Linked DNA regions of Homo sapiens: region 1 is linked to region 2. The links are chromatin contacts, found by Hi-C or POLR2A ChIA-PET in ENCODE. All regions are on one chromosome and are shown on one strand. Each heading gives the region's core, a stretch centred on a gene start or an enhancer-like site at or near the end of the contact. The rest is flanking DNA. Distances are from core to core; before and after follow the strand shown. Region 1 holds the start of GSTP1 (glutathione S-transferase pi 1). Region 2 holds the start of ANKRD13D (ankyrin repeat domain 13D).

Region 1 (4,747 bases), core at 1,950-4,449, 290 kb after region 2:
AGAAGAAGAAGAAGAGGAGGAGGAGGAGGAAGAGGAAGAAGACGGAGAAGAGGGCATCTCAGAAGAAACAATGGAGATACATTTCTCAAAACTGAAGAAAGATGACCAACCTCAGACCGAAGGGCCAAGAGGCCAAACCAGAGAGACAGCTTGGCAAGCCAGGAAGAGCACCAAAGCTAGACAATTAGAGTGAAATTAAAGAAAACCCAAGGTGACAAAAATTTAAAAAGCTTCCTTGTGACCTCAGTCCATTGGTGAAAATTTAAAAAAAAAAAAAAAAAAAAAAGGACAGCCTGGGCAACATGGTGAAACCCCATCTCTACAAAAAATACAAAAATTAGCTGGGTGTGGTGGCACATGCCTGTAGTCCCAGCTATTCGAGAGGCTAAGTAAGGCAGGAGGATCACTTGGGGCCAAGAGTTCCAGACCAGCTGCGGCAACATACATGTTGTGGGAAGTCAGGCACCCCGAACGGAGGGACTGGCTGAAGCCATGGCAGAAGAACATAAATTGTGAAGATTTCATGGACATTTATCACTTCCCCAATCAATACTCTTGTGATTTCCTATGCCTGTCTTTAATCTCTTAATCCTGTCATCTTCGTAAACTGAGGATGTATGTCGCCTTAGGACCCTGTGATGACTGCGTTAACTGCACAAATTGTTTGTAGAGGACAATTGTTGTGTGTTTGAGCAATGTGAAATCTGGGCATCTTAAGAACAGGATAACAGCAATTTTCAGGGAACAAGGGAGATAACCTTAAAGTCTGGCTGCCTGTGGGCTGGGCAGGACAGAGCCATACTTCTCTTATTACCGCAAACAGGTAAGAGAAATATCGCTGAATTCTTTCCCCAGTAAGGAATATTAATAATTAACAGCCCTGAGAAAAGAATGCATTCCCAGGGCCGGGCCACTGAAATGGCCTCCCTGAGAGTGCCTGCCTTTATTCAGAAGTAGAAAGGGATGAAACACGCCCTAGTCTCCTGCAGCACCCCCAGACTTGATAGGATTAGGAAATTCCAGCCTGGCAAATTCTAGTCAGACCGGTTCTCTGCTCTTGAACCCTGACAGTGCGTGCACAGTGGGACCTGGAAGTTCATTAGTGATTCTAGTTTCGCCGTGACCTTCTGCCCTGTGATCTTTTGTCGCCCTTGAAGTATGTGATCTCTGTGACCCACACCCTGTTCGTGCACTCCCTCCTCTTTGAAAATTGCTAATAAAAACTCGCTGGTTTTACGGCTCAGGGGGCATCACGGAACCTGCGGACATGTGATGTCTCCCCTGGACACCCGGCTTTAAAATGTCTCTCTTTTGTACTCTTTCCCTTTATTTCTCAGGCCAGCCGACACTTAGGGAAAATAGGAAAGGACCCACGTGAAATATTGGGGGCTGAATTTCCCCCGATAATAAGTCTCTTAAAAAAGACTTTTAAATGAAATTTCTTTGTTTTTTAACTTTTATTTCTGTTTTGGGGGTACATGTGAAGGTTTGTTACATAAGTAAACTCGTGTCTTCGGTGTTTGTTGTACAGAATATTTCATCACCCAGGTATTATGCCGAGTACCCAATAGTTCTCTTTTCTGCTCCTCTCCTTCCTCCCATCCTGCACCCTGGAGTCAACCACAGTGTCTGTTGTTTCCTTGTTTGTGTTATAAGTTCTCATCATTTAGCTCCCACTTACAAGTGAGAACATCCAGTATTTGGATTTCTGTTCCTGCATTAGTTTGCTAAGGATAATAGCCTCTAGCTCCATCCATGTTCCCACAAAAGACATGATCTAGTTCTTTTTAATGGCTGCATTAAATGAAGTTTTAAAGATACAACATAAACACCAACCTCTTCCCCACCACAAAAATCCCTTGCTGAATTTGATTACACTTAAATTAACGAGTTTTGTTTCATGAAAGACTCCTTGGACAAACTTGACAGTTGATGGAATAGGAGAAGCTGTCTGTCATGTCTAAAGCCAACAAGAGATCAATATCTAGAATAAATGGAGATCTGCAAATCAACAGAAAGTAGGCAGCAAAGCCAAAGAAAATAGCCTAAGGCACAGCCACTAAAAGGAACGTGATCATGTCCTTTGCAGGGACATGGGTGGAGCTGGAAGCCGTTAGCCTCAGCAAACTCACACAGGAACAGAAAACCAGCGAGACCGCATGGTCTCACTTATAAGTGGGAGCTGAACAATGAGAACACATGGTCACATGGCGGCGATCAACACACACTGGTGCCTGTTGAGCGGGGTGCTGGGGAGGGAGAGTACCAGGAAGAATAGCTAAGGGATACTGGGCTTAATACCTGGGTGATGGGATGATCTGTACAGCAAACCATCATGGCGCACACACCTATGTAACAAACCTGCACATCCTCTACATGTACCCCAGAACTTCAAATAAAAGTTGGACGGCCAGGCGTGGTGGCTCACGCCTGTAATCCCAGCACTTTGGGAAGCCGAGGCGTGCAGATCACCTAAGGTCAGGAGTTCGAGACCAGCCCGGCCAACATGGTGAAACCCCGTCTCTACTAAAAATACAAAAATCAGCCAGATGTGGCACGCACCTATAATTCCACCTACTCGGGAGGCTGAAGCAGAATTGCTTGAACCCGAGAGGCGGAGGTTGCAGTGAGCCGCCGAGATCGCGCCACTGCACTCCAGCCTGGGCCACAGCGTGAGACTACGTCATAAAATAAAATAAAATAACACAAAATAAAATAAAATAAAATAAAATAAAATAAAATAAAATAAAATAAAATAAAATAAAAAAATAAAATAAAATAAAATAAAATAAAGCAATTTCCTTTCCTCTAAGCGGCCTCCACCCCTCTCCCCTGCCCTGTGAAGCGGGTGTGCAAGCTCCGGGATCGCAGCGGTCTTAGGGAATTTCCCCCCGCGATGTCCCGGCGCGCCAGTTCGCTGCGCACACTTCGCTGCGGTCCTCTTCCTGCTGTCTGTTTACTCCCTAGGCCCCGCTGGGGACCTGGGAAAGAGGGAAAGGCTTCCCCGGCCAGCTGCGCGGCGACTCCGGGGACTCCAGGGCGCCCCTCTGCGGCCGACGCCCGGGGTGCAGCGGCCGCCGGGGCTGGGGCCGGCGGGAGTCCGCGGGACCCTCCAGAAGAGCGGCCGGCGCCGTGACTCAGCACTGGGGCGGAGCGGGGCGGGACCACCCTTATAAGGCTCGGAGGCCGCGAGGCCTTCGCTGGAGTTTCGCCGCCGCAGTCTTCGCCACCAGTGAGTACGCGCGGCCCGCGTCCCCGGGGATGGGGCTCAGAGCTCCCAGCATGGGGCCAACCCGCAGCATCAGGCCCGGGCTCCCGGCAGGGCTCCTCGCCCACCTCGAGACCCGGGACGGGGGCCTAGGGGACCCAGGACGTCCCCAGTGCCGTTAGCGGCTTTCAGGGGGCCCGGAGCGCCTCGGGGAGGGATGGGACCCCGGGGGCGGGGAGGGGGGGCAGACTGCGCTCACCGCGCCTTGGCATCCTCCCCCGGGCTCCAGCAAACTTTTCTTTGTTCGCTGCAGTGCCGCCCTACACCGTGGTCTATTTCCCAGTTCGAGGTAGGAGCATGTGTCTGGCAGGGAAGGGAGGCAGGGGCTGGGGCTGCAGCCCACAGCCCCTCGCCCACCCGGAGAGATCCGAACCCCCTTATCCCTCCGTCGTGTGGCTTTTACCCCGGGCCTCCTTCCTGTTCCCCGCCTCTCCCGCCATGCCTGCTCCCCGCCCCAGTGTTGTGTGAAATCTTCGGAGGAACCTGTTTCCCTGTTCCCTCCCTGCACTCCTGACCCCTCCCCGGGTTGCTGCGAGGCGGAGTCGGCCCGGTCCCCACATCTCGTACTTCTCCCTCCCCGCAGGCCGCTGCGCGGCCCTGCGCATGCTGCTGGCAGATCAGGGCCAGAGCTGGAAGGAGGAGGTGGTGACCGTGGAGACGTGGCAGGAGGGCTCACTCAAAGCCTCCTGCGTAAGTGACCATGCCCGGGCAAGGGGAGGGGGTGCTGGGCCTTAGGGGGCTGTGACTAGGATCGGGGGACGCCCAAGCTCAGTGCCCCTCCCTGAGCCATGCCTCCCCCAACAGCTATACGGGCAGCTCCCCAAGTTCCAGGACGGAGACCTCACCCTGTACCAGTCCAATACCATCCTGCGTCACCTGGGCCGCACCCTTGGTGAGTCTTGAACCTCCAAGTCCAGGGCAGGCATGGGCAAGCCTCTGCCCCCGGAGCCCTTTTGTTTAAATCAGCTGCCCCGCAGCCCTCTGGAGTGGAGGAAACTGAGACCCACTGAGGTTACGTAGTTTGCCCAAGGTCAAGCCTGGGTGCCTGCAATCCTTGCCCTGTGCCAGGCTGCCTCCCAGGTGTCAGGTGAGCTCTGAGCACCTGCTGTGTGGCAGTCTCTCATCCTTCCACGCACATCCTCTTCCCCTCCTCCCAGGCTGGGGCTCACAGACAGCCCCCTGGTTGGCCCATCCCCAGTGACTGTGTGTTGATCAGGCGCCCAGTCACGCGGCCTGCTCCCCTCCACCCAACCCCAGGGCTCTATGGGAAGGACCAGCAGGAGGCAGCCCTGGTGGACATGGTGAATGACGGCGTGGAGGACCTCCGCTGCAAATACATCTCCCTCATCTACACCAACTATGTGAGCATCTGCACCAGGGTTGGGCACTGGGGGCTGAACAAAGAAAGGGGCTTCTTGTGCCCTCACCCCCCTTACCCCTCAGGTGGCTTGGGCTGACCCCTTCTTGGGTCAGGGTGCA
Region 2 (4,774 bases), core at 1,513-4,012:
AAAAAATGGTGCCTGATTCGGCTGTCTCAGACTCTTTTTGTACCTGGTGACCCCTTTTCAGCTTCTGCTGGGCTGGGGCCTGATGGGGAGGGTCTCGGTGGTACCAGGTCTCCTCCACCGCCATGGCTTCCAAGGTGGTCTGCTCGGGCCCAGGCCATCTTCCAGGTGGGGTGAGGCAGTGGGTCCCACTTCCCCTCCTACCCCTCCCAGCTGACAGTCCTCTCCACCTAGTGGCTGTCCAGTGCCCATTCCTCACCTTTTCCCGGGGAGGAGAGAGCAGCTTCTGCCACTTCCCAGGTAAGCAGGAGGAGGTGCCAACAGTGTTAGGCCTGGCACAGTGTCTGGGCTGACTGGGACCGTCTCAGGCCCACAGAACACCCCTGCACAGCAGGCACCAAGCTGAGGCCCCTCCCCAGAAACAGTCACAAGGCACCTCTTCCCTCTAGGTCACACCGCAGCCTCTGGGCCCTTGGCCATCTCTGGCTTCAGCCTCCTCTCTGGCCTCACTGCACAGCCCTAGTAGGGGTCCCTGAGGCCTGAGGGGAACCCCAGCACTAGGCCTCTCCTCTACCCAGAGGCTTCTGGTCAACTTCCCTTTCCCCAGGTCCCTGCCCTAGCCCCGCGGGTGACTAAACAGATACATGTTGCTGCCCACTCCACACAGGGCTTTGCTGGGCATGGCTGGGGCCCATGGCCAAAGCACAGCATGCCAGGCAGAGAAGGGAGGCAGGCAGCTGGGCAGGGTACTCAGGGCTGAATACAAGAGTCAGGGGCAATGGCCTTTGAGCCAGGCCTCCAGCATTGGTGTGGGAAGGAGGGAGGACATTTCTGAGGCAGGGAAGAGCCAGGGACTCATGAGTGGCCCAGGCTGGCCGGAGGACTATAGGAAGGAGCCATGCCTGGAGGCACTGAATGCCAGGCTTAACCTATCCCGGAGCCAGGTGTGTGCTCAGGGCCTGCAGAATGAAGATACAAACGACATGGAGTCCAGACCTGCCATGCTCAGGGAGCCCTTGAAGGTGCGGAACAGGGCTGAGAGTGGTGAGAGCTGGCTCTAAAGTGATTGCCTGGTTACTGAGTACAGGATGTGGGGAGGGAGGTGAAGGACAGGAGGCAGGGAGACAAACCTCCGCAGTGGGAGAGGAAGAGATGAAAAGAGGCCAGACGGGAAGAACGTGGTCCAGCAGAAACAGGCTGGACTTGGGGCTGAGTGAGGCGGGAGTCTGGGGAAGAGGGTAGGTGTGGTTGGGTTGGCTTCGGACATACTGATGGGATAGCATGGGATCCCTGGGCACAGAGATGTCCTGGAGTAAGCTGAAATGTGGACCTGGGGGTGGCATCAGGGTGACAATGGGAACGGACAGTCTCTCTCCCAGGGATGTGGGGGTCAGGGAGAGAGAGGAGGCCGTGGAAGAGGGTTGAGAAGGCACTGTCATGGAATTAAGTGCCAGTGGGGAGCTGTGTTCAAGATGGCAGAAATCAGGAGAGGCTGGAACCAAGAAAGTCCTGTCGGGGTTGAGTTTGGAGAGGGCTCAGGGAAGGGACCGCCTCTGAGAAAAGGGGTGGCCAGGGAGGGCTGCAGTAGTGGTGAGCAGGTGAGCTCTGGGCATTCAGAAGCCTTCGGGCTGCTACCAACCCCAGGACCTCACAGATTGACACCATAGCGTGGGGTGGCAAAGTGACCCCAGATGGCACAGGCGCCATGTGACTACAGGGAGAAGGCAGGGTAAAAATGGCAATCAGGCCTTCCAGCCCAGAGTCTCAGAACTGAGGACGCCCTACAGCAGGAAGTGATGCTCAAGCTAGCTGGCCCTCCTCAATCATGTTCCACGTAGGGAAAGGGAGAATAGAGGGTCAGCCTTGGCCACCTAGCAAAACCAGGGCCCCAGACCCCAGGCTGGGCCTCCAGTAATCAAGGGCCGGAACTGAGCTGACGGAGGCCTGCACCCTAGTTCCGGTGTGGGTGGAGGGGCCGGCCCTGATTTCGAAACTCGCCTTCCTCTCCTGACGCTGGCAGCCAACCGCAGCCTCTGCAAAAGGGACTCGTGCGGCGGGCGAAGGCAGCCGTTCGCCGCGGGCGGTCCTCCGCCGGGACGGCTCTGCCGCTGCCTGGGCCTGCGCCCCTCTCTCCCCGAACTCCTATCCCTGACTTCAGGGCCCCGGGGGCCGCCTCCCCGCATCGCTGGGCCTGCAGACACCGGCCAGGTCCCAGGGGAAGGTGCTTCCCGCTCAGCCGGCAAGCACTTAGTGGCGTCTGCTCGTTGCTCGTCTCCAGGCCGGGTGAGGGGAGCCGGGGCGCCCCACTTCACCCGCACACCCCAGCAGAGTCGGTGACCGCGGGACCTGGGGTAGGAAGACCGGGGCGAGCAAGGGGATCCGCGGGGGAAACGCAGGCATCACGGCTGCAGCAGGACCGCGGCCCGCCGCGCACGCGCGTGCACTACCGAGGGGCCCAGTGCCCGCCCCCTCCGGCCCCGCCTTCCTCTTCCGGACCCGGCTCCGGGGGTCTGCGCAGGGCTCGGGGCGCCTCCTGCGGGCCGCGGGCGGAGCTGTAACCGGGCACCGCCCTCCAGGCCGCCCCAGCGGACCCGGGCCCGACCGAGGTCGGGGCGCAGACCCAAGGCCGGGCATCTCCTCGGGCGCTCGCGGTTGCTCTGCCGCGCGCTGGCCTGGCCGCGGTTGCCATGGTTGCGGGGGGACGGGGGCGCGCGCGAAGCCCCGCCCCGGCCCGGCGCAGCCCCGCCCGCTCCGCCGCCCGCCCCGCCCTCCCTGCCGCCCGCGCTGCCGCCGCCGCCGCCGCCGCCGCTACTGCTGCGGGGGCCGCGGGGGGCGCAGCTGGGGCGCGGCTCGGAGGGGAGGCTAGGGGGCCGTGCCAGGCCCGAAGCCGAGGCGGGGCCGGGATGCGGCGCTGAGGCCCAGCATGGCCGGCCCGGGCCCCACCTTCCCGCTGCACCGGCTCGTCTGGGCGAACCGGCATCGCGAACTGGAGGCCGCACTGCACAGCCACCAGGTGAGGCCCCGCTGGGGCACCCGGCCCTTCCCCCGGGTCCCCCACCCAAGGCTGTGGCCTCCGTCCTGGAGCCCCCCCCCCCCCCCCGCCCGCTCAGCTCCGCAGCCACATCCTGGGCCTTCCTCCCCTGCACGATCCCAAGCCCAGGTCACCGGCCCCTCGCGCCTGAGCCTCTGGCCTCCTCTCCCCTGCGCTGGGCCTTGCCCTGCTCGCCCGAACTCGCTTCCGCATCCTTGCTGACCCAAGCTGAGAACAAGAACTCTGGTCCTGGTCCCCAGGTTCCGCCAAACTCCTGACAACCTGCAGCTCTGCCTGACCAGGCCCCGCCGCCAGACCCCGGCTCTGCCCCTGCCTTCCCTCCTGCCCCCTCCTCTCCCCTGCCAGGACACGCAGGCCACCCTCTGCCATCTCCCTGGTCAGTCCGCCGTCCTTATTTCCCACAGCGATTCCCAACCCTGCTCGCCCTGGCAGCCTCCCTGCCTTGCCCTCTTCTCTCCTGCCCTTTGTGAGTGTCCCGTCTCCCCCAGCACGACATTGAACAGGAGGACCCCCGCGGGCGGACCCCACTGGAGCTGGCCGTGTCTCTGGGAAACCTGGAGTCTGTGAGAGTGCTCCTTCGACACAATGCCAACGTGGGCAAAGAGAACCGCCAGGGCTGGGCAGGTACTGCAGAGGACAAGGGGCTCCCCCTGAGGCTGGCAGGCGGGGGGCAGTGAGCAGCCAGGCCTGGGGTCATCTGGAGGGCTCCCCTCAGCAGCCTGGTGCCCGCAGTCCTGCAGGAGGCAGTCAGCACTGGAGACCCCGAGATGGTGCAGCTGGTGCTCCAGTATCGGGACTACCAGAGGGCCACGCAGAGGCTGGCGGGCATTCCGGAACTGCTCAACAAACTTCGCCAGGTACAGCAGGGCACAGTTATGGAGGTGGGGTACCATGGCAGGGCACCACCCTGGTTACTGTGCCAGGCCTGGCCTTGGAAAGGCACCCAGTTTGTGCAGTGTGCCTCCTGCCACCAGCAAGGAGGTCTGTCTATCTTGACCCCAGCCCAGGGTCACGTAGGAAAGAGAGACGGCCAGGCTCACGTGGGAGAGACTGGACCCTTTGGAAGAGAAGCCTTGCCAGCTTTGGGCCTCCTGAAGAATGCAGATTACCTGGAGCAGGGACTTCAGGTTGACTCGGTGGATTATGGCCTGAAACCCTGGAATACTTGCTACTACGCACCCTTCTGGAAGCACACGGAGGGGCCTGGCTGGCAGAGCATACTATCTCATACCCCCTACCCCAGGAGCAGGCTCGGAGGGAGCCACTGTGCCCCCTTTACAGAGTAGGACTCTGAGACCCAGTGGAAACAAAGGCTCCCCCAGGGCTCTGCACAGGCTCATGGCCAGGTTGAGGCTGGCCCTCCACCTCCAGGTGCTTACAGCCTCATTGTCTGAAGACCACTGTAGTGCCCCACTTGGCCCACCCTCTCCAGGGCAGAGTGGTTGGGCGTAGCTGAGCCATAGCAGTGCGTCAAGACTTGATGAAGGGCCAGGCGTTGTGGCTTACTCCTGTAATCCCAGCGCTTTCTGAGGCCAAAGTGGGCGGATCACTTGAGCCCAGGAGGTGGAGACCAGCCTGGGCAACATGGTGAAAGCCGTCTCTACAAAAAGTACAAAAATTAGCTGGGAGTGGTGGCACACACCTGTGGTCCCAGCTACTCGGGAGGCTGAGGTGGAAGAATCACCTGAGCCCAGGGAGGCAGAGGTTGCAGTGAGCCGAGATTGC

What was found. A loop is a pair of places that touch in the nucleus more often than their neighbours do. ChIA-PET counts read pairs that join two places held with the same protein, here RNA polymerase II (POLR2A). Pooled maps may share reads with other maps.
Region 1: a loop to region 2 is called in a pooled map, with 4 times the contacts of the local background. The contact joins the promoter of GSTP1 here to the promoter of ANKRD13D in region 2. A Hi-C loop is called at or near these places in 1 of 37 single-sample maps with no recorded cell type and 3 of 50 pooled maps. POLR2A ChIA-PET finds 5 or more read pairs at or near these places in 2 of 52 experiments (IMR-90 and naive thymus-derived CD4-positive, alpha-beta T cell).

Annotation. Positions count from the first base shown.
Region 1 is chr11:67,580,613-67,585,359 of GRCh38, forward strand. It overlaps GSTP1 (glutathione S-transferase pi 1), which reads left to right and starts at 3,200. Exons shown (of 7, transcript NM_000852.4): 1 at 3,200-3,232; 2 at 3,522-3,557; 3 at 3,852-3,958; 4 at 4,073-4,160; 5 at 4,526-4,629. The coding sequence starts at 3,232. RefSeq lists silencers at 2,800-3,419, 2,970-3,112, 3,430-3,579.
Region 2 is chr11:67,286,541-67,291,314 of GRCh38, forward strand. It overlaps ANKRD13D (ankyrin repeat domain 13D), which reads left to right and starts at 2,763. Exons shown (of 15, transcript NM_207354.3): 1 at 2,763-3,010; 2 at 3,538-3,673; 3 at 3,782-3,906. The coding sequence starts at 2,921. GRK2 (G protein-coupled receptor kinase 2) reads left to right here. Exons shown (of 21, transcript NM_001619.5): 21 at 1-16. RefSeq lists enhancers at 669-918, 1,669-1,878, 3,113-4,037, 4,038-4,774 and silencers at 2,099-2,168, 2,349-3,118.